Regions from separate parts of the Mus musculus genome. Here regions 2 and 3 are each linked to region 1. Evidence: chromatin loops called from intact Hi-C (ENCODE). Cell type or tissue: left cerebral cortex. All regions are shown on one strand.

Region 1 (8,000 bases):
AGGTCAAAGGTCATCCTCAGATGCATGGTTAAGTTTGAAGCTAGCTACAGTGAGCTACGTGAGACCTTGTGCGCTCTCGAGCCGCTCGTGTTTGTGTGTGCGTGTGTGTATGTGTGTGTGTAATTTTGACCAAAATGCTTTTAGAGCAAATCTTTCTTCTCCACATACACACAAGCTCATGCTTGGCACACATAATACATACACACATACACACACATACAATACACATACACACACACACAGACAGATACTAACCTCTCCACTGGATTCAGCAGAGATAGAGAAAGAGAGAGAGAGAGAGACAGACAGACAGACAGACAGAGACAGACACAGACAAAGACAGACTAACCATCTTCACTGGACTCAGCATACACACACATACACACACACACCTCTCCACTGGACTCAACACACACACACACACACACACACACCTCCACTGGACCCAGCATCTCACCAGCTCTTCTCTGCACCGTCCCAGCATCCAGCCAAAATTGCCCAGAAGATCTAGGACCTTCAGATGGCAGCCAGGAGTCACCAAGACAGACCCTCCCATCCTAGGCAGCTGCGTACCTTCATGCTTATAGGTCATCTCCTGGCAGCCAGAGAAGTACAGGCACACGAGGGCGCAGAGGCAGAGGAAGAAGGAGAAGTAGAGCACAAACAGGATGTACTCCATGTCTGTCGGGGATGCTGCAGGAACTAGCTTGTACTGGCTGGTCAGGCCATCCCTGCCTTCTCTCCAGCCCCAGAAAACAGGCACACCTGCCCCTCACAGCTTCCTGAATAGTGTCAGCAGCAGAAGCCAGAGGACAGGGACGCCCCAAAGGTGCACCCTTGGCAACAGCGGTGGCACCTTGGACCAGCTCCTAGATGCCGGTGACAGAGCTATCAATGGAGAGCAGCCAGTTTCCAGGCCAGCCCCAGGTATCTGTCATAGAGCACAGCTTCTAAACCTGCATGTCCTCTGGGGACTTCTCTCCTAGGACCCAATCTCCCTATGCCCAGAACTGTTGTCAACAGTCCCAGGTCCCTGGATAGTTGCAAAGCCTTTGGGCACAGCAGTAGCAACGGTATCATGACGAGAGTCTTCTGCTTCAGGCCCAGAGCCACAAAGGATGGGGCATCTCTTCCCTCGCCTGCCTGGGACATCTTCAAACTAATCCACCGCCAGCCGTGGGTGTCCTGGCACACGCAGCCCCTGTTGTCCCCGAAGTGTGGCTCTCAGAGTTTATTTACCTTAGCTCGTACACAACCTGCAACAAACCACCACAGAGAATTGGGGGAGGGGGATATGATTCCTGAGCTATAAGGAAGTCATCAGTCCCTCGCCCAGACAGAGGCCAGGGTTGGACTTAGGGATACAGCCCTTAGAGAAGTGCCACTAGGAAACCTCTCACCACAAGGGCCAAGGACCAGCCTTGCATTGAAGTTGGGCATAAAATCTGACCGCTTCATGCAGTCGCCGTTCTGAATCTCTAGGCTTGTAGGATGCTATGCTACCGTCGTGCCTCAGGGACACACAGGGCAGGATGAAGCCACAGAAGCTCTCAGGGCAACAGCTGGCGAAGGACTGACGACAAACGGGTTCAGTTGCAAACTAACATAGGGATAGAAGCACTTTTGGCTGCTGAGAAGCAAAAATCACACTGAAAACCAGTAGGGTGTCTTAGGCGGGAAGTCACTCCACAGCAGAGTCTGCTCCGGAAGTGCCCAGTGTTCCTCTGCCCCAACCCTCCACAAGCAGCTAGGCACAGGTTTTGGTTTGTAGGGCTCCTAGATGTGATGTCAGAGTGGACTCAGGAACAATGCGCCAGAAGGATCTGCCAGACATCAGGCATGAACTTCTTACTGCTGGCAGTAAGCCAAGGTCCCCAGAGAAGAGGGGACTCAGGCACGTGGCCCAGCAGGCTCTGCAGCCTTCCTGGGTAGACACCACCATAGGATACTTACACTGTCTCAAAGGCTACACTGTGGATTGCGGGGACCTGAGCATCTGCATTTGGCCCAGCCACAATAACCTAGCTCGCCTCCTCTGTCAACCTGACACAGCCCTGAACCGTCTGAGGGAACCTCAATTAAAGAACTGCCTTGATAGGACTGCCCTGTAGCCACGTCTGTGAAGAACTCTCGTGGTGACTAATGTGGGAGGGGCCCAGCCTACTCTGGGCACTGCCACCCTTGAGCAGGTCCTGTGTTGTAGAAGGCTAGCTGAGCATAAGCCAGAGAGAAGGCCAGTAGCTAAAAGCCCCCTCTGGTCTCTGCTTCAGTTTCTGCTCAGATTCCTGCCTCCAGTTTCTGTGCTGACCACCCTCGATGACGGACTGTAACCCGTAAACTGAATCAAGGTCCTTCCTCCCATAGTCATGGCGTTTACTACAGCAATAGAAAGCAAACTAGAACATGCAGCAAGGCTAAGGTTCTAAGACAAAGAGGGGAGGAAGGAGGCACAATCATTTCTTGATTACCAACTATGGTCAGCCACAGAACCAGGTCTCCAGTATGATCTCCTGGTCTGAATGTGATTTCGTTTTGAGAACCAGGAAGCAGGTTCTAGGAGCTTATGCCCTTGTCTCAGGCCTCAGAGTTTGTGCTGGGGCTGACTGCTCAACATTCCAGGCCTCAGTCTCTCAGCTACACCCAAGATCCCCATCACCCATGTGCTCAGAGCTCTGCTAGAGTTCAATTCACATGGCTATGGAATAGCAGCTACTGACAGCCTGCAGTCCGGTTCATTGTCCCATATTGAGGCCTCCTTGCTGCCAGACCCCTGCAGAGAAAGGTCCCTAGACTCCAGGACAGGGCCCAAGAAATCAACTAGGGTTTCCCCTGTACCTCTCACTAGGAACTGATGTTAGCCTGGCCTAAACTAGCAGGAGGCACAGAGAGTCAGCATAGTCTTGCCCCAGAGGGAATCCCATGGTGGGAGAAGGCGCTCCTGGGAAGCCCAGAGTGACACTAAGTCCTTAGGACTGTGGAGACCACTTAAATATGAGGACCACCACTGGGGACACTGCCCTGTCTCCATTACCTGTGCATCAGGGTGTATGATGGTCAATCTTACTGTCCACCTGAATGGACTGATATAAACACCCAGGAAAAAAAGAGTCATGTGTACCTCCAGAGACTATCAGACTACAGCCATCAGATGGCTTCAGGTTTTGAGTAGTGGTGGAGAGGTGGTAGAAACTTGGAGGTGGGGCCTGGCTGGAGGAAGCGGGTCACTGAGGGAGTGTCTCTGGGACTGTATCTGCCCTGATCCCTTCCTGTATGCCTTTCCTCTGCTTCCTGTGCAGCACATGAGCAGCTCGTGCCACGTGCTCCTGCTCCCATGATGTGTTGGCTCAGGAGGGACCCAGAATCAACGAACTCAGCATGATTGACAGTGCCGTCAGAGGCTGTAAGCCTACCCAAGCCCTTCCTCCCTAAAGTTGTTTCTGGCAGACACCTGGTCTCCATGGTAACGAGAGTTAACTAATACAAGAGTCCTCAGAGTCTAGAGGCTTCCCTAGGGTCTAGGTGTCAGGAGTCAAGAGCAGGGATGGATCTGGGAGGCTTCTGAAAAGTTTTGTAAGTGTCAATGAATTCATTCAAATGGTCTGTGAAGCTGGAGACCTGACATGGTCCTAGGATATACACCATACAGAGTAAAAGGGGGGAGGGGCACTTATAGGGAAAGACAAAGAAACCATCAGTACTTCAGCCGTGGGAGGAGACCAGGATGCACCAGGCCTGAAGGGCACCAATGGGGCACGGAAGAGTACAATCATGCTCAAGCCCAAAGCTGCAAAGCCGCCTGTCCACCCGGTCTGCACAGGGCTGGGCTAAAAAGCAGGATCCTGGGATGAAAGCCAGCCTACACGAATCTGGAGAAAAAGAGATGCTGGTGGCCCAGGAAACAGTAAGAGGGAAGCCACTTCCCATGGGCTGGGGATGCAGATCAACTGCTGAAGGGCTAACCTAGCAGGCACAAAGGCCTTGGATCAGCCTCCAACACTACATAAAACAGGGCTTGGTGGAGCACGCCAGGAACCCCACCACTCAGGAAGTGGGGCCGGAGGAGCCTCAACTACACATGGAGGTCAAGGCCAACTTGGGCTATAAGCAATCCTACCTTTAAGAAAACAGAATCCGTACAGCTTTCCCACACCCGACCTTCTAGGGTTGGCACTAACGTACGCACACACCCCTGCGTCTCTGAGGTAGGCAATGTCCTGCAAACGTACTTCTCGGGAGAGGCTGTGCACCTAGTCAGTCAGCCCCCTGCTCGGTGCCAGGCACTCTTTGGAGACAGATGCACCCCCCCCCACGCACCCCCCTCCCCCACTGCTGGCGTGCTGTGCTGTTAATGTCTCTCCCAATCAGCAGATTCAGAGATCAGGACCAGTGGAAGACAGGCCGAGTGCCCCTATCTGGGACGATTGGAAGCACAAGTACTTACAACTGCTGAGTTTTTCTGAGTGGCAGGATTCTTTTTAAATAGACTTTATCAGTTAAGTATCACTAATCCAGAATCCAAAACCTGAATTTTTTTTTATTTGATACTGAGAACATTTTAAGTTTCAAAACTAGGGTTTGGGACTAAGGCTTCACAGGCCACGTAGGCTTGAAGTAATCTTACCTCACAACAGGTTTCTTGGTAACCTTTAATTATGGATTGTTTCATGCCACACATGTGCAGTGTGAACCAACCATCTACCTACCCTCAGTAGTTTAACTCCTGTCTCACAAGCACTGTTTGCAGATGTCACAACCTTCTTCTGGCAGCAGGGGGCGCTTTCTCCCCATCAGGCCCATGTTGCAACCACGGAGATGGTACCAGCCAGAACCAGCCAGACTTTCTGCTCAAAGTGACTTTACTTCAGTGACATTTACCACCAGAGCAAAATGCCACTCCCCCCTCCCCAGAAGGGGAAAGGGCAGGCAAATAATTGTACAGTCACTAAACACAGTTACTGGAATCAGCTGAAGGCTATCGTGTGGGGGTACTGCAGCGATCCTCCTAACCACAGGAGGGAGTGAGCAAGCCTGCAGCGCTGAACAAGTGTATGGCCCACACATTCAGCAGATTACGTGGCAGTAAACATTCTAAGTGCCAGGTGAATGTAGGACAGACTCTGGCCCACCCTGGGGACAAGCCATGGGGACATCACTTGCTATTCCCCAGCTTTTTTAAGGTGGGTGTCAATAGGTCTGTGAATGCAAACAGCTATGCTGGACCTCCTACTTGTCCGGGTTTTTTTCCTGTTTGGTTGGTTAGTTTTGAGGTTGTTTGTTGTTTTGTTTTGTTTTGTTTTGGAGAAGGTCTTACTAGGAAGCCCTGACTGAGGTGGCTTGAAACTTGTTATACGTGGAGACCAACTTGGTCTCAAACTACCTCCCTCTGCCACCAGAGTGCTGGGATTAAAGGCGTGCAGCATCATACACAGCCTTCTGAGCATCTAAGATCAGCACACAAAGACCTGCCCCTGACTCAGCTCAGCCTGCTGGAGACAGTGAGTCCGAGGCTCGACCCCATCTGCCCACTGGCTCATCCTCATCTCTACATCTCTGTCTCCCGTAACTGGAAGAGCCAGGGTGGCTCTGAGGATGAATTGAGATAGTGGGGTGACCACTAATTAATCCAAGCAACCATGAGCTCAGACTCACAGACTGAACTCAGACTGGCTACCCGGGGAGGGGGCGGGGCGGGGCAGAGATGGCTCAGAGACACATTTTACACGCTCTGCATTCTGACATTTACATCCACATTAAAAATCCTTGGGTTTTATATAAAGGTATTATGACTAAATTGTGTCCCCTCAAAAGATATGCTGAAGTCCTTCCTGACTGTGCTGCTGCAGAATGTATGTATGTATGTATGTATGTATGTATGTATTTATTTATTTGGTCAATGCAAAGATAACTATGCAAGAGGTCCTGAAGAAGCGCCTCATACTGAGGCACTATAGGCTCTGAACCCAGTACATCCGGTGTCCCTAAAGATGACAGTGTGACCCAGCAGTGGACTGGAGTAGTGCAAGGAACGGCCACTATCACTGGAACACCCCAGAGCTGGAGGAAATGGAAAAGGGGGCCCTCCGGACGAGACGCCTGAGGGAAGAGACCTGGCCTCACCAGCACCTTGAGGCCAGGCTTCTGGTCTCACAAATTATAAGACACTAACTTCCTGTCATTCCAAGGGACCCATTTTTGTTCAGCCAGTCCTAGGGAAATAACATGTAAGGATCTGCCCCTCTCTCATCTCTTGGCTTATTGACGCAGAGCCTCATATAGCCCAGGCCAGCCTCAAACTCACCAATTAGCCAGAGGGCTAGTTTTGAACTCTCATCTTCCCATTTCCTCTTGTCCAGTGCTGGGGACACAGGCGTTCTCCACCACTCTGAGGTGAAGGCTTATGCTTCCCTTTAAACAGTGGAATGCTTGACGCCATCAGCCTACCTTGTGCCAACTGGGCCAGATTAGGTGTTCTGGGCCAGATAAGGGTTGTCCCCACCACCCCCTGCTGCCACTCTGACTCCACCAGGGAGTACGTCTTTGGCCATCTGCTGTCATACCTTCGCAGTTTTTCTTACCCAGAAGCACTTCTCTAACCATCTCTGTCAGAAGACGAAGCTGCCAGGTGCCAGTTCAGGAAGGAGCAGAGATCCATCTCAGACAGGTGGCCAGGGGGGCTGACATTCAAACCACAGCTTCTTCTAAGCCTCCCCGGGGACCTCTAAGTCTCCCCACCCAGCTCTGCTCTCTCCTGATGGCACACCCAGACAGCCTCTGGGAGACAGCAGTCACATGTTACAAAAAGGACTCCATTCCACACCTCTCAACAAAGCGCCTGAGATCCCGTAACACACAGTTAGGAGGCATAAAATGAGGCTGAGTGTCCTTCAAATCCCTCAGAAGGCCTGAGTATCTATGTTTTTTTTTTTTTTTTTAAATTTTGGATGCACATAACCCAAGGTCCAAACACAGAATTTCATTAGTAAGTGTTCCATGAATAAATTACCATATCTGGGTCACATTACTGTGCCACAATGTATGTAGCCTTGAGACAGCCAACACACAGCTGTGTCACACAGTCTCTGGGCCTGTGGCTGGCCCTGTGACCCTCCCCTCCTGTAAGACTGGCTTGAGGTGGCAGGCTCACCTTGGGGGGCTTCAGGCTCTTCCCTCGATGCCTCTTGGAGCGCAGCAGGCGTTCTCTCTCCTGCAAAGAAATGCAGCCACCAGTGACCACTTGCAACCAGGCCCCCATCACACAGGACCACACAGTTAAAACAAGGAGGTTCAGTGCGCCAACCTGCCTGCTTAGCTCTCTATCGGTATGACCTAGTTCACACTGCAGGCACCCAACTGAGAGCCTAGTAACAAGACACTCGTTCAGGTCCTTGTCACCCACCCTGATGGACCATCTCATCACAGAAAAACCTCGATTTTTTTTTTTTTTTTTTTTTTTGGTTTTTCAAGACAGGGTTTCTCTGTGTAGCCCTGGCTGTCCTGGAACTCACTCTGTAGACCAGGCTGGCCTCGAACTCAGAAATTCGCCTGCCTCTGCCAAAACCTGGATTCTTTTTTGGGTTGAGGCTGCCAAGCCCAAGCGGTGTGGCCTCACAGTGGTTCTGCTGGCCTTGGCAGGGTCTACCTGCAATAGCAGCAGCTGGATGCTTACAGCTTTGAGCTAGACAGAGCCAGGATGGAATCCCCCACAGCCCTTGTACTGGCTGGGTGACTTAATTTTCTCCAGTTGTTTCTTTCTTGCTGTGTGGGGCTAGGAGCTTCCTGCAGCATTGCTTGGTTGGGGTCTACTGCAGACAGGGGTGGCAGTGCTGGGGACCCAGATGGACCCAGGGCCTCTCCCTTTCAGCACACTCTCCTTTTCCTCCAGCAGGACAAAGCTGGGCCTGGATCTGACCAGATCCTGGCAGACTGGTCATTCTGTTCCCCAGCCCCGCTTTGGCTTGTTATTTTCCTTTTCACTCATTGTCTCTTTATTGAGTGTGTCT
Region 2 (8,000 bases), 82 kb after region 1:
GCAGATTTTGACATTAGATATAAGATATATCGAACCCTATGCCCCACAAATGTGGTAAAATTAAATGAGTGGTAATCAAAGTATAGAGTTCCAAGGAAAAAATATGAAGAAATAAAGAACACTGACTTCCTGCCTTCAAACTCGCCAGCTGTGCTGAGCCTCTCAGTGTCCATTTCTTAAGAGATCTCCCTCTGGGTCTCAACAAGTTCAGAGTCAGAGACAGCATGGTCCACAGGGCAGCGACCACCTCCACCCACCATGCCAGCTCTCCCGGGTCCAAGCCAAAGCAGCCACAGACCATCCTGCACAAAAGAGCAGGGCAGGGTTGTGTGCCAGTAACTATTGACACAGGTACTGGCTGCCAACCCTGGTGTGAACTCTAACACTTGGTAAGAGCTTTGCTACACTGTTCCAAACCCATCTGCCAGTCCACTCTGAAAGCTCTTGAGAAGCACACTTCTTGGGAAATTTAGAAAAGGTGTGCCCAAGCCAGAGGCAAGAGCAGAGTGCCATCCATCATTCTGGTCCTCTGGGTTGCCCTCAGAATGCTGACCTCTTGTCTGCTTCTAGCTAGGGTTTGTCCCTAAAAGATTACTTTTATTTTATGTGTACAAATATCTTGCCTGTGTGTATACCTATGCACCATTTATATGCCCAGTGCCTGCAGAAGCCAAGAAAGGGCATAGAACTTCCTGGACCTGGAGTTGCAGATGGTTGTGAGCTGCATATGGGTGCTAGGAACTCAACCCAGGTCCTCTTCAGGAGTAGCAAATGCGTTTAACTGCTGAAATATCTCTTCAGACCCCCAGCCAGGGTTTTGACCCAGCATCCAATTACATCTCCAGAGTCCTCACTGTCCTCATGTCCACTTCCTATGAGACGCCTGCCTTCTCCACTCTCAGTTCAGGCTCCCAGAGCTACCCCTACCCCACCCCTGTACCGATGCTGCCTGCGTCCTCTCTGCCTTCAGCTACCTGTGGAACCACATAAGCAAAGATAGCACTTCTTTGACACTTTGGAGTTGGAGGATTGCTGGCCATCCCAGGATCCTTTTCTGAGCCTCTAACTATAGCAGCCCCAGTGGCTAGGAGGTCATTACGGTGCCATGTTTCCATAGAAAGCAGAGGGACAGTACCTAAGCTTTATTCTAGCCCTGCAGGAAGATGGTGATACACTGCCAGGGTTTCACACATGGGGCAGCATTTGAGGTAGAGGAAAGCTCACTGATCTTCTGCTCCTCTACTGGAGCAAACTGCTCGTCCTCATCACGTGATCTGTACCTGCACGGCATGGGGCTAAAATAAGAGCCCTCAAGGCAGAAGTGGGAGGCAGATCGGTGCAAGCTATTCTCTTTATATAACCCTCTCTCCCACAGAGCTCAGAGACTGAGTGCCTTGCCTAGAGACACAGAGACACCGGGGCCTGAGCTCACCTCACCCGGGACTGCTTCTTAGGATCATCAGCTTAGCCCCATGGCAAACGAGAGTTTCCAGCAAGGGCGTCTGCTCTGCCACAGAGCTGAAGGACACAGCTCAGCACAGACTTATCATCATGATCGTTTAGTAAGAGGACCACATCTCTGATCCCCAGACAACCCAGCAAAAGAGGGACACTGCCACCCACCCCACCCGACCCCCATTTATACAGAAAATGAAGACTGAGCGAGAGGTTAGTGCTCTTGCCCAGATCTCTCATAGCAATAAGAATCAGGGCACAGATTCTAGTGGGGCCATTCTATCATCCTGGAAGAGGAGACCCACTCAAGCGAATGGGGACCACAGTAATACTTAGTCCTCACAGGAGGACCCTTACTCAGAAATCCCAGGTAGAAAACGCCTTCCGAATTCCAAGAGGCAGGTAGGTTTTGAGACATCTCAGTTCCCAGAATCCCTAGTGGGCTAGATCTGCCTGAGGGGAGACCCACATAAATCTTGCTGTTGCACACAAGTGTGATGCTCTGGGGGGTACACATAGGGAGTCACAGTTTGGCAAATCAAGAGAAAGCCACAAGAATGTAACTCCGGTGCAGGGTTACATTATTACATGAACAGGAATTTCTCAGACAGACAAGAAGGAAACAGTATTTTAAAGGAACGGCAGGGAAAACCCAATTTGTGTGCAGACAAGACCATGAAGCACAAAAGTTGCCGAGACAGGACAGCAGGAAAAGGGATCAGGTGGGCCAGGGACACCAACAGTGAGGAACTTGCTGCACAACGGAGACAGTGGGACTCTGAAGATGGCTTATAAAACAGGGAATGACAGTCTTGACATCTACAAGACCACAAACCTTTTGAGAATTTCATGTTGTGAAACGGCCCAGGTGATGAGAACTATCTGCAACTCCCGTGCAGACCTCAGCAATCCTACCTGAAGCAAGGTCTCAATGAGCACTTTGCGACAATCCTCAGCTTCACAAATGAACCCACAAAATGAGCTTTCCAACCACACCTCACTTAGAACCCGTCCCTTCCACTTGGCCTGCCCACCTGATGGGACAATCATCAGCCAGCCCTCTGATCTGGAGAAACAGCCAGCTCCTCCCCTAGCCTTGCCCACACATCAAAGACTCCCAAGTTACAGGAGGTGGCATCAGATATCCCCTCTCCTCCTCGGCTTTGGGAGGTACAGCAATTTACTGCGAAGGCCTGGGGGGCGGGGAGAGCGAGGGGGCGGGGTGGCGTCCTGCCACACTAGGAAGCACGGATTGGCAAGGAGCTCGGCTTTACTTTGGTCTACAAGGAGCCGGCCAGATGAAGGAAGGGCGTGCCCAAAATGGGAACAGCACAGAAAAGGCCAAGGTCAGGGGGCCAGAGTGTGCACTAATGGCAGGTGCTGAACGGATCAGCTACCTGTATCTTTGAGCTTAAAGCGCCGAGGAAAGTCTAGGGTAGAGCCTTGGTGCGGGAAGGGAAGCGAAAGGCTCCAGCCTGGCCAGTGGCCTAAAAAGGCTTATCCTTGGAATCCCGCAGCTGGGAGGGTGGAATGATGGACTGAAAGTCTAGGAATACGCAGCACAGCGCAGCTCCCTAAATGGAGGCCGAAAGGTCGCCAGCCTGATCGCCAAGAGCACGACATGGAACCGGGCAGCACCATGGAGCTGATCCCGGCGCCTGCCCCGAAAGGCGGTGCGCCCAGGGCGCGCCGCCGGGCACAGGGTGGATACCAGCCTTTCTTCGCAGCGCTCCAGCCTTCTCCCCGGCGCACACGTGGGCGGAGCGGCGCGAGGGTGTGCGTAGCCCGGCAGCCGCAGCGTGTGCAGTGCGTGGGGTGGGATATCACCAGGGCGGCCTCCCACTCCGGGTCACCCCTACATACTCTGGGCTCCACCTAGGCAGAGACCCTCAGGACTGGAACGGGCCGGCCAACCACGCCCCCCTACGCCGCTTGCTGGGGCTCGGGTGGGTCCCCTCCCACTCCTCACTCCGGGATGTAAGGACGAGACGAGTGGAAAGCGATGTGGTGTGAGCGACACAGGGAAGCAACGGGCCAGTGTTGGGGAGCGCCGCCACCACAGGAAAGATGGGGGGGGGGGATAGCTGGGGAGAGTGGGGGAGGGGAGATGGGCGGGGCTGGGAGGTAGGATGAACGGTTGTGAGGGGCGCGGAGGCTGGGGGTGGGGATCGGACAGGCAGCAAAGGTAGCGGTGTCCTCGTTGCAGGGTTCACCCACTGGGTGCGGTGTCCCGGACCCCCTTCCTCCGTGGCACACCTGTACCCACCTGCTTGACGCTCCGACACAAGCCGAGCAGCAGCGGGGAGCCGCATTCTCCGGCCGCCCCCTCCCCGCGCGCACCTACGCTGCTGTCGCCGTCGCCGCTGCCTTAAAATGGACGAGATAGAACAGAAAATGAATGCATGCAAAAAATGAAAATAAAGAAAACCTGGACCGTAGCCGAGGAGGCTCGGCCCGTGGGGAACCCGTGTGCGATGCGGGAACGGCGGGGACCGGCGCCGCACGCTAGCGGCTGCAGATCGGTGGGCGCCGGGCGCCGGCTCGCGGATTGGCCCCGCCCCCTCCCGCATCGTCCCTCCGATTGGTGTTTTCTCCCGCCAGTCATTGGGGAGGGTGTGGTGTCCTCGCGGCCCCGGGCGAAAGCCCTTAGAGGTGGTCAGCTCCCGGCTCAGGCGAGCGTGCGCACTGGGCGGGGAAGGCCTGGGTGCTGCTAGTCTAGACCCCCCGGCCATCACAGGCAGAAGCAACGGGAGTTGGGGGGAACCTTCTCAGGCCTAGGAAGCTCTCCCTGCCCACAGAGGCCGCCCACCGCGGGATGGTGACCATCCTGGGAAAGATGCAGCGATGGCGGGGGTGTCTACCCCCACATTGTGCAGATAAGAAATCTGAAGATCAGAGGTTAAAGCGAAATGTTCAAGGTCACAAATGGTAAGAGGAAGACCCGGGATTCCAACGATTCTGACGTCTCCATCATTGAGTAAAACCGCACCTACTTCATGACAATGCGATGGCAACCGGGGTCTTGCAGAAAGATAGGGTTTAGCTAGGCAGAGATCCATTGGTTTAGTATAGGTCTACAGATATGTATTGAGGACCTACTGTGCTGTCCCTAAGATCTAAGGACAACGTAATGGACAAACAAGCAAAAATGGAGAAGAGCATCCATGCCCAGGGAATAGTTTAATGACAATGGGGCATATTTGACAGTCTAAAAAAGACTGTCTCAAGGCAGAGAGAAGACTGGAAAGGTAAGAAAGAAGGAATGGGCAGAGGCCAGTACCACGAAGTCTTATGGGCTACGAGAAAGCCTTTGGAGATTACCCGGAAGCTTGTCTCACCTTGGGAAAAACTACTATCAGATTCACACTTTTTAAATATACCAGTCAGGATAAACTCTGCTGAGCTGCGGTAACAAACGAGCCGGAATCTCACTGGCTTGTTTCCTGCCTGCACTCTTCATCCTGCTTGAATCAGCGGAGGCTCTACTGATGGACAGCTGTCACAGGTCAGGCTTATGAGACTGGGTCAGAAGGAGCACAATTTGCAGAGCAGTGTAAAGGAAAGGTGGCCTGATACAGGAGTTTGTCAAACCAACCCTCCCACCTTAAAAGCACCGCATGCTTTTGCACTTCATTGGCCAATGTAAGACACATGGTTCTGCCTGACTTTAGAGAGGACAGACCTTCCCAGAACTGAAGGGGGAAGACCCAGAATGTGAGGGACTCCAAGGATGTCATTAACAGCAACGGACCAGGTGTAAAGAGAGCATGGTCCAAAATGGGGACCTGGTAGCAACAGGAACGACAGGAAGGGTGATGTCATAGGAACACAGCCAGGAAAGAAGAACAGGAATGAGGTGTTTCGGGAATGATCAGAGTCTGCCCCCCACCCCCTACCCTCTCTCTCTCTCTCTCTCTCTCTCTCTCTCTCTCTCTCTCTCTCTCTCTCTCTCTCTCCTTCACAATATGACCTTCTTTAGAAATAAGACCTTGACAAGTCTCATTAATTAAGATGAGGTTATCCTGGAGTAGCCTGGCCCCTCATCCAGTCTGACTCCTGTTCCTATGAAAATGGGTGCAGGGAAGTGCCCAGAAAGGACATAGTTGGTGAACCTGAAGGCATCGCAGGAACACCAAACATCAACTTGGGGAAGGAGCAGAGGGAAGGCTTCTGAGAACTGCAGAGGGGCTTGAATGGCTTGAGGTAGCCATTCTAGCTTAGAACAAAAATAGTAAGTTTCTGTTACTAGGGCCACTGAGTTTGCCCTGATTCGATACATGTGTATCAGTTACAGATTGCCTTTGGCCACAAGTTATCTGAAGCCTGTTCTACAGTATGCTTTTCCTCACTTAAGAAACCCAAGGCAAGCGAGCCCTCCCTTTCCCCTGTCCTCCCCTCCTCAACATGGGATTTCCTTCCTCATGTTATCTTCAAGGTGGCAAGGTGACACCCATCTTCCTGTATCCTGTCTTCATTCCAGACTGGAGAGAGAGATTCAAAATGCACAGGACACATCCCACAGCTCCTTGCAACAGCCTTTCTGGAAACTCCTCTGGAGGATCCTATTTAATATGTTTGGCCAAAACATCATTGCACAACCCCTCTGACTCCAGAGGAGGATTTCTTTTTGATTTAAGAAAACGAGGTTTGTTTGTTTGTTTTTTTCAGATGCATGATAAAAAACAATGCCACAGGGTTCTGATAATGGGTAAGAGAAGAAGAGTAGATTATGAACTGATGTCTGTGTGGTGTGTGAGTTTCATGATGCCCAGAGCTTCTGAAATCAGGAGCCCTCCTTAAGAAGAATAAGAATTACAAAGTTCTGTGCAAAAGATAATGTTTTTTTCTAATGGAGCCATAGAGATGGTTCAGTGAGTAAAACACCTGTCACTGGGTCTGATGACCTGAGACCCACATGATGAAAGGAGAAAGCCAACTCCCACAGTGGTTCTGACACAGACACACACACACACTCAGAGAGAGAGAGAGAGAGAGAGAGAGAGAGAGAGAGAGAGAGAGAGAGACTACACATACAAACACAGACACATACATTATAGATTCATAGACACATGTAGAGACATACACATGTATGTATGTCTCTACGTGCTACATGTATTCTATTTTTATTTAGAATAACGAAATACAACAAATTTTGTTTCATGCAGCTAGAAGCCATAAACATAACAAGACACAAGACTCAGAAAACCAGTATTAATTGAATTAATTACTTAGCTGACAGCCAGCCACTATTATAGAAGTATCTTTTGGTTGGTTTCCCTTCCTCTTCCTCTTCCTCTTCCTCTTCCTCTTCCTCCTCCTCCTCTTCCTTCTCATCCTTCTTTATCTGTTTTGAGTGACTTCATGGGATAATGATTTGGTAACATTTTTCTATGCAGAAATCATAGAAATAGATCATTTAGAGTTCTATAATAAGAGTAGAGAAAAATTTTGTTGGTTTTTGTTGTTGTTTGTTGTTTTGTTTTCTTGAGACAGAGTTTGTCTTTGTGTGTAGCCCTGGCCATCCTGGAACTCACTTTATAGACAGGGCTGTCTTAGAACTCAGAAAGATCTACCTGCCTCTGCTTAGATTAAGGTGTGTGCCACAGCCACCACCACCAGGCTCCAGTAGAGGAAACTTGGATGTAGATAGGAAGGTTCTCCTGACTCAGACTCATTACGAGGGACGTGCACATTTTCAAGATTGCTTGAAAGCTAGGGAAGACTTGAAGACTGAATGCTTAGGGTAAAGTTATTTGTTGTATCTTGTTATTCTAAATAAAAATTTAACTCTGTGTGTGTGTGTGTGTGTGTGTGTGTGTGTGTGTGTGTACTACCATGAGAGTTGGTTCTTTCCTTTTACAGTATGCGTTCTGAGGATTGAACTCATATCATCAGACCAAGTGTCAGGTGCTTTTATTTTACACACTGAACCATCTCTCTGACCCCAAATTATTCAAAATAAATATTCTTCTTGCATCTAGATTAGAATTCATGTCAGTCCCCCTGCCCCAGCCTCCAGAGTGATGGGCTAGTGAGCATGTGACGGCCTGAGTGGCTTTTAACTCTCATGAGGAGAAGCATCTAATAGATGCAAGCAGAATGTGAGCAGCCCAGCACTTCCCATCCCTGCCACCTAGGAAGAAAGAACTCAAGTGTCCAAGCTCCCCCAGGTCCCTGTGGCAGACCATGGCTCTGCTGTGCTCTCTGAAGCCTGCTGATCCTACATTCACACGGTGACTACCTGCTGATCCTGCCCCGGGTATTTTCCATCACAACAACAGGCAATGAAGCTCACACAATACTGCAAACACAAAGCGATGAGAGCCATCCCAGGTGTCAGAAGGGGTAAATGCTTAACCTCTCAAGCTTGAAGGTGAATTTACCCCGGTGCCACTGTGTGGCTGCTGCATAACCCTCAGTTAGACCTGGTGAGGAAGGTGCCACTGTGCTATCCTAGTAAAGGACAGGAAGCTGGATCCAGGGAGCAAGCACCTGAGGACACACCTAGTATCTAAAACTGCACCCCTGGCCATGTATTGTATGGC
Region 3 (8,000 bases), 100 kb after region 1:
CCACACCTATTCCAACAAGGCCAATTGTCCTAATAGTACCATTTCCCATGGGCCAAGTCTATTCAAACCATCACAGTTAACCACCACAGCTACCACCACCACCACAGCTACCATTCCTGCCTCCTTTCAGAGATAATTTCACAGGGCATAAGCAACTTACCAGAGAAAGAGTTTATTTGGGCTCAGAGCTCCAGAGAATGTTTCAGTGTGGTGGGGAATTCCTTCTAGAGGTCTAAAGTGAATAGTTACATTGTGTCCATAGTTAGGAAGCAGAGAATGAAGACTGCTGTTACTCAGCTCAATTGTATTCAGGTTGGGACCCCAGCTCCTAAGACCATACTGGCTACATTTACGGTAGTTCTTCCTACCTCAATTTACACAATCTGGTGTTCCTGGAAACACCTTTAGACACTAAAGTGGTTCTAAGTCAAGTCGAACCGAGCATGGCAATTGACCATTATACCACTTATATCACAGACACAATTCCTAGGAGGCTCATCACACAGATGCAATATTGTGGAGACCATGACTGCTCTTTGCACCTGCCACTGGGCTGTAAATGCTCTGGGGCCTGAGAGCACAGCCGTCATGGTACACACTTCCTGCAGACGTGCTTGGGGTACACTGGCACAGAAGCCCCTGTGTCACACGGGCAGTCAAAAAGGCAGCTCGTGGCAGAATACCTGTGATGCCAGTGTCCAGCGAAGTGCCTGTAGGGCCAGACTCACTATGGATCTTTGGAAGATGCCAAGGAGAAGCCAAGCCTCCAATGAAGATCATTATAGACTGCTGGACCAGGGTGGGGTTGGCTCTACCTTTGCCACCATCCCTTTGACCTTAACTTCTGAGCCATACTCATAGTTACAATGTAAACCCAAGACTCCAGAGAAACCCAAAGCATAGTTTCAGCCACAGACTCCTGGAATTTGCATACACTCAGCTGTATGCATACACTCAGCCATATGGGAATAGAAAGGGGGAGAGAAGGCTGGGCCAGGCCAGGGCCAGAGCTCTGGGTTTAGACATGGCTATTTGTGCCTTTGCTCTGTCCAGAAGTGTGACTCTGTTCTCTTCTGCTTTTTTTGGTACGTTCAGAATGATTGTCAGAGAACTGGCTTCTGTATCACAGCTTCTTAATGGCATGGTCATGATGAGGCCTCCTTTGAAAACTGCTCAGTATGAAGAGCTTTGCTGTGGTATGGGGGGTGGGGCAGGGGAGGTCCTGGGCTGGTTACCAGGAGACAAGTGCTCTTTCCACCTGTGTGGTTCTAGGCCATCTGTGCCTTTGCACATCTTAGTCTTCCCACCTACATATCAACTCCTCTGTGGCCGGGAAGACAAGCCACGGTCTTGTGTGCAATTGACCTCAGCTATGCAAATGCCATCTCCTACCTCCTTCCTTCCCATGAGCAAAAAATGATTCTATAGTTCAAGCCTGCCTCCTTTGTGGGGTGCCATTGTCAGCGTCATCTGTCAACTTGACCAACCTAGAGTCACTTGGGAAGAGGGACTCTCACTGAGGGACTGCCTCCATAGTACTGACCTATGGATATGTCTGTGGGGCAGTTTCTTAATTGCTAATTAACTTAGGAGGGCCCACACCACTGTGCCATCCTTGGGCGGGTAGGGGTTGTATAAAAAAAGGTAGGTGAATGTGAGCTTGAGAGCAAACCAATGGTTTTCTGCTTCAGGCTCCTGCCTTGACTTCCAGCCTTGGCTTCTCGCCATGATGTAATAGCCTGAAGATGAAGCAAACCCTTTCCTCTATAAATTGTTTTTGGTAGTGTTTTATTACAGCAACACAAACAGTTGAGGACATATGAAAACATACATAATAAGTATGCTCTACTATTCTGATAGCCTTACCATGCTGCCTCCTGACCCAAGGTAACGGCTGAGCACCACCATCCATATATTCTTTCCATCCCAGAAAAGAGATGTGGGTTATAGAAAAATCTAGTGTCCTAATAAATATGTTCTAGAAACTGGGTGTGGTGGCGCACGCCTTTAATCCCAGCACTTGTGAGGCAGAGGCAGGCAAATTTCTGAGTTCGAGGCCAGCCTGGTCTACAAAGTAAGTTCCAGGACAGCCAGGACTACACAGAGAAACCCTGTCTCGAAAAACCAAAAACCAAAAAACAAAACAAAAAAATATGTTCTAGAAGTTGAACAACATACTTCAGTTTAGTCCCATTGGCCAGAACTCAGTCCCATGACCCCACCTGCCTACAGTGGATTCTGAGAAGCATCTTTATTTATTCTAGGTGACTGACCACATGGCCACCTGAAGTTCAGGGTTCATTAGTTCCTGAACCAGGGAAAACAATAGCCAGATTGGGTTTCTCAGCCCACAGACACCTAGGTCCAAGATCAGCCCTGTCTCTGTGTGCCAGCACATGACAGGGGAAGGGTGTTCTACATATGAAATTAGGGCCCCATCTCTAACTTCAACTATCTTCTGAACATCCTATCTCAAGATGATGAGGGCGGAGGGTCAAGGCTTCATCATGAAATTTGGGGAAATGGAATTCAGTCCAAAGCACAACGGCAATTCAACTCAGAACAACTGGACATGGGGCCTCACTGCAGCCAGAGCTGTGATATCTGAAGGAGTGTCTCAGGCTTAGCAGTGTACTTGATGTGGCTCCAGTTCTACAGAAAGCATCCTCAAAGCTCAAATAAGCAGAGCACTCCACATCCTCAAAACAACAACAACAACAACAACAACAACAACAACAACAACAAAACCATCATCAACATGACAGGGCCCAGGGCCTTACCTTCCAAGGAATTGTTTGTTTGTTTTTTGTTTTTTGAGTCAGGGTTTCTCTGTGTAGCTCTGGCTGTCCTGGAACTAACTCCGTAGACCAGACTGGCCTTGAACTCAGAAATCCGACTGTCTCTGCCTCCCAAGTGCTGGGATTAAAGGCATGTACCACCACTGCCCATTTCAAGGAATTTGTAAAACCTCGGAGGCCACAGCTGCTTCCTAGTCGTAACTATACTCATCGTGTGAGCTGGAGTCGGGCTCTCTTGTGAGTGGTGTGGGATACTGCAGAGATGAAAGCATCTCTCCCTTTAACACTGGCCAAGGCTTCTCATAGAAACCTGTCAACCTGCTTTTGTTCAACCCTGAGGATGGCAGGGAAGGAAGACATCCCTGACACTCCTGCTCTGTAGCAAGCCCTTCACACACCTAAACACATGTGGCCGGCCCCACCTCCTTCAGGACTTTTTTCAGTGGAAGCTACAGACATAACATTGCTGGCACGTCATGTATAGCAGAGCTGAGGCTGAGCCCATCACCATTCGAGCCCAGCTTACTTTGCATCTGTGAAACAAAAGCCAATTTGTTGAACTAAATGTCCAAAATGCTCTGTCTGCTGCAGTCTGAGCCTAATGGATGTGCTGAGGCGAATCCAGTCAGGTATATTCTCTGGCTCCTTGAATCTGCTCACTCCCTGCTTTCCCTGCCACGGTTTTGGCTGCATTCTTTAAACATGCTGTTTCATATCACTGTCTGCTTTTCCTTTCCTGCTGGTGCACTCTAGCGGGAGGCTGTGCTGTCCACATGGAAACGCCCTTTGCCTAGCGAAGAGATGATGAGCTCACTGTCTGCGTGGCTCTATGTAGGGCACAGGCAATTTGATATAAACCCCACATGAGAAATTCAACAAGAAGAAAAAGCCAAGGAAAACATCCGACTGCCCACTCAAGTCTCTGTCCTGGTAACTATGGTGTCTGGCAAGCTAAGGGAACAATCAGGTTATCTTAATGGGAAGCTGACATAAATGGCTGAGAATGGCTCAAGGGAAAGGCTTCTCCAAATTATTGATTCATAATTGATTGATGATTGATTGATTGATTGATTGATTAGACTATTGGAATATGGAGGGGGGACACTAAAATGTATAGAATAGTCTCTCCAATAACACAAAGCACTTCCTTGGAAAGTAGCTGAGAAGGAAAAGAGGTGGCTGTATGACCCAGGGAAGAGGCGGTCCGATCCAGGTTCCATGTGGAGTCTCCATCAGAAACAAAGGCTATGAGTGCAGCCTATGCGAGTGTTCTGGCCACTCATTGCATCTCTCCATGGCGTGGAGTGATATTGATATTTACTACTGGTGGGAAATGACACTCAGACTCAGGAGTGTAAGAGGGTATGGGGGGTGGGGGAGGCAATCCTGATGATCTGAGCTGTAGTTAACCACCCCGCTGAACTCTCCGAGGTGCTGAACGTTCTGTATTTTGGGGGGGGGGGCAATCCTGATGATCTGAGCTGTAGTTAACCACCCCGCTGAACTCTCCGAGGTGCTGAACGTTCTGTATTTTGGGGGGGGGGTGCAATCCTGATGATCTGAGCTGTAGTTAACCACCCCGCTGAACTCTCCGAGGTGCTGAACGTTCTGTATTTGGGGGGGGGGCAATCCTGATGATCTGAGCTGTAGTTAACCACCCCGCTGAGCTCTCCGAGGTGCTGAGCGTTCCTTTCTCCCACAACGACACAAATTAGGACAGAAGTAATGAGACTATGTTTACTGAGCATCTATCATGTCTGCGAATCAGATTGTGTTTGCTGAGCACTTACTCTGTGCCCGGTGCCTGGCTACCCATGCAAAATTAGCTCATTAGCACACAAGGTCCCTAACCTGTTTTATTTTGCCTTTGGTTGACCCGAGCTCTTTCTGCCTACTCCTGAATCCTCTGTTGTCATCCTGACCCATATGTGGCCTGACCAGCTCATCCTTTGCTCTCTCACCATATCCTGGCCATGGCAGCACCTTGAGACTGGCCTGCCCTCAGAAGGGAGCATCTGGCCTGTGGAATAACCCTAACCATAGCCTCCACTGGGTTCTGGGTACCATGAAAGTGGTTTGTCTTTCTAAGTCAGGAGTAAAATTTTTGGATAGACTCTCACTCTATAGCTCAAGCTTTTCCTGAACTCAAAGGAGCAGGCCATCATGGCTTCAAATTCATGATTGTCTCTGCCCCCCAAATGCTGGAACCATAGACATACACAGGGCTTTGATTTTTAATTTTATTTTTTACATATTATTTTACATTATTTTGGCCCAGGGTTGTTCCTTGTCTAGCCCTGGGTCCCCCACATATGGCACAGAGTTCCAACAGCAGTAAAGGCTCAGTCACATGACTCATGTTTTAAAATAGCTGAGTCCCACTTACTAGATTGGTTACAGAACTTCCTTAGTGGCCATGAGCTGTATTCTCACAACTTTAGGCAGAGGCTCAGACAGGCAGCTTAGCTGGTAGAGTGCTCACATAGCATGCTTAGCACTGAATTTAATATTGACCATAATGTGGTGGTACACACCTGGAATCTCAGCATCCAAGCAGTGGAGGCAGGAAGTCACCTTCTACTAAATAATAAGTTTAAGACAAATTTGGGCCAAAATAATGTAAAATAATATGGAAAAAATAAAATAAAAAATCAAAGCCTCAGGCATCTCTCCCTGAAGCCCTTTGTCTTAATACTTCATTTGGAATGAGGCCATTAGGAGTCTCCAGGCTGAGTGCTGTCCTCTCTCTGTTCTAGCTGACCAGCAAGAACTGGAAAGGGTCATGGACCTCTACCTGATATAGGTCTGTGTGAGACCTGATGCCACTAGAGCCAGAGGTTAAAGATGGCATACCACAGCCTATAAAAGTAATTTTTATTCGCCTGATGTAATTATCATCCCAGCGGCTTACTGCTGAATAAGCTCACCCTTTCTAGTTCTTTCTGAATTCTGGCTGGTTCAACTCAGCTGTTCTGGCTCAAAAAACTCCTCTCCAAGCTGACTGATTCAATCTGGTCTCTCTCTGCTTCTCACTGAATTGTTCTGCATGACCTCAAACTAACTCTGGCGATTTGTTCTACTCTCTGGCTCCTTCTTATTCTCTGGCTTCAACCACCTCTGTTGACTTGCACTGAACTGCATGAATTCAAGAATGAACCCCACTGCACTGCACTGCACTGCACTGCACCACACTCCCTACACTACACTGCACCACACTCACTGCACAGCACTGTGCTCACTGCACTGCACTGCACTGTGCTCACGGCATTCAAGACACTGCACTCACTGCACTCACTGCACCCACTGCACAGCTCCAGCTACACTGCACTCACTGCATAATACTGCATTGCATCATGCTCACAGCATTGTGCTCACTGCACTGCACTTCACCCCACTCACTGCACTGGCTCCCAACTCACTCAACTCTCCAAATGACTGCTCTTAAATGGCTCTTCTTCTGGGAGTTGGGTGTATCCTATCTCTGGCTCATTCAGTCAAATCTTTCTCTGATTTGTCACTTTGTCTGCCCCTCAATTAAATGTCACTTTCAAACATAGCTATTCCCTTCTACAAGCTAATTTTACCTTCATTGTTTGGAATTAAATGTGTGTACTAAAGGTGTGTTTGCATTCAAGCTGAATCACACAGACCTAGAAGATCTTTGAATGTTATCCAAGAAGCCATGCTGCTGGATTAAAATTCTTCTACAACAGCCTCTCAGGACACAGAAGGCATTCTTACAAGGACCTGGGTCAGATGCTCACTGTCACCATCTGAACCTTTTTCCTTTGTCTTTGAATTTGTGTTTTGTGACAGTGGGACATCAGAGCATACATACAGCCAGGAAAACATGGAAGCTGTGGCAGCTGGCTGGCTGGGAACCAGGTCAGGCTTGCTGCTGTTGCTGGTGATGGCAGCTGTGGTGACTATGGGAAATAGGAAGATTCCTGTGGGGCTGATGCACAGGCGTTCCTGAGGACAGGGGAGGACACTGGCTCTCCATCTGCGAAGCTTGACCCAGAGGTGACTGTGTGTTCACTCTAGCCAAAGCCAAGACCAGACCTAAAGGTCAAGACAGTGACCTTGACAAAGGTTTAGAAGTATGCAGAGTCACAGCAAAGCGATCGAGGAAATCAACATAAAGTTTCTCTGAAAGCTGAGCACAGACAGACCTACCACATGACCCAGTTAGACCCAACCCAGGAATCCACAGTCAGAATGCTGAGTTCCATACAACAATCCTCAAACACCAGGGCTATTGCTGCACTTCTCATGTTAGCCAGGAAATGGAAGTAACCAAGACAGCCAACAGAAGGAGGGATGGATAAAGTAAGGTCCATATGTCTGGTGGACATTTTATGAAACCACGGCTTGTGCATGAAAATGGATGGGACTGGAAATTATTATGTCAAGTGGAACAAGCCAGATTCAGAAAGACAAATAGCACATGATTTCTCTCCCGTGGAACCCAGACTTAAAGTTATATGAGGTGTGTGTGTGTGTGTGTGTGTTTGTGTTGGATGTATACATGCTTCCCATGTCTAAATGTTTTGCATGTCTGAATGTTTTGCATTTTAAATGTAAACATGTTTTGCATTTAGATGTATGTACTCACGGATGCACATGTATGTGGAGACCTGAGGTTGATGCCAGGAAATATTTTTCCAAAGTGCTTCTGCCTTATTCGTTGAGACAAGGTCTCTCAGTCAAACTCAGAGCTCACCCATATGGCTAGTCTCACTAGCCAACTTGCCCTGGGGACACCCTGTCTCCACTTTCTAAAGCTGGAATTATAGGTCACCCACCACACGCAGTTGCTATTTACCTGGGGTCTGGAGGTGTAAACTTGGCAAGTGCTAAGGCACCTTCCAGTCCCTCAGAAGTGATTTTTAGGTTGCACCTGTCAGGAACAATGATGTCACTTTCCATTAAAAATCAAAGATGGAAGAAGAGAAACCTTAGACAACCTCTGTATTCGTTGTCTCATCACTGTCACAAAATACCCGAGGAAAGTGACTCAAAGAAAGAAGGGTTGCTTTTGGTTCACAGTTCAAGGGTACAGCCCATCACAGCGGGGAGTTCAAGGCAGCAAGGGTATGAGGCAGCTGCTCATATCATATCTGCAGTCAGGAAGTGGGGAGATGGATGTTACAGTCAGGAAGAGGGAAGATGGAGATAGATGCTGGTGCTCAGCTCACTTCC

Evidence for each region. Peaks named below come from ENCODE experiments on the same cell type or tissue, not always from the same donor. Only the 100,000 strongest peaks of a DNase experiment are listed, where the experiment ranks them.
Region 2: it touches region 1 in a loop (3-fold over the local background); 15 of 42 quality-filtered maps call a loop at or near these places.
Region 3: it touches region 1 in a loop (6-fold over the local background); 13 of 42 quality-filtered maps call a loop at or near these places.

What each region holds. Positions count from the first base shown.
Region 1 is chr5:37,106,463-37,114,462 of GRCm38, reverse strand. It overlaps Jakmip1 (janus kinase and microtubule interacting protein 1), which reads right to left. Exons shown (of 21, transcript NM_001347348.1): 7 at 7,145-7,204. Among named protein-coding and RNA genes, the nearest start is that of Jakmip1, 25 kb to the right of the region's middle. In left cerebral cortex, a CTCF peak has its summit at 4,788 (motif pointing right); DNase peaks (open chromatin) are centred at 4,783, 5,459, 6,749 and 7,629; H3K27ac peaks cover 1,401 bases.
Region 2 is chr5:37,024,321-37,032,320 of GRCm38, reverse strand. Gm52814 (a long non-coding RNA gene) reads left to right here and starts at 2,689. Exons shown (of 2, transcript XR_003955901.1): 1 at 2,689-3,464; 2 at 3,662-7,247. It also overlaps a transcript of Jakmip1 not described here. In left cerebral cortex, no CTCF peak of the experiment used is centred here; DNase peaks (open chromatin) are centred at 2,000, 2,548, 3,245, 4,036 and 1 more place; H3K4me3 peaks cover 3,447 bases; H3K27ac peaks cover 3,504 bases.
Region 3 is chr5:37,006,395-37,014,394 of GRCm38, reverse strand. No RefSeq gene overlaps it. Among named protein-coding and RNA genes, the nearest start is that of Gm52814, 19 kb to the left of the region's middle. In left cerebral cortex, a CTCF peak has its summit at 3,567; a DNase peak (open chromatin) is centred at 3,542; H3K27ac peaks cover 637 bases.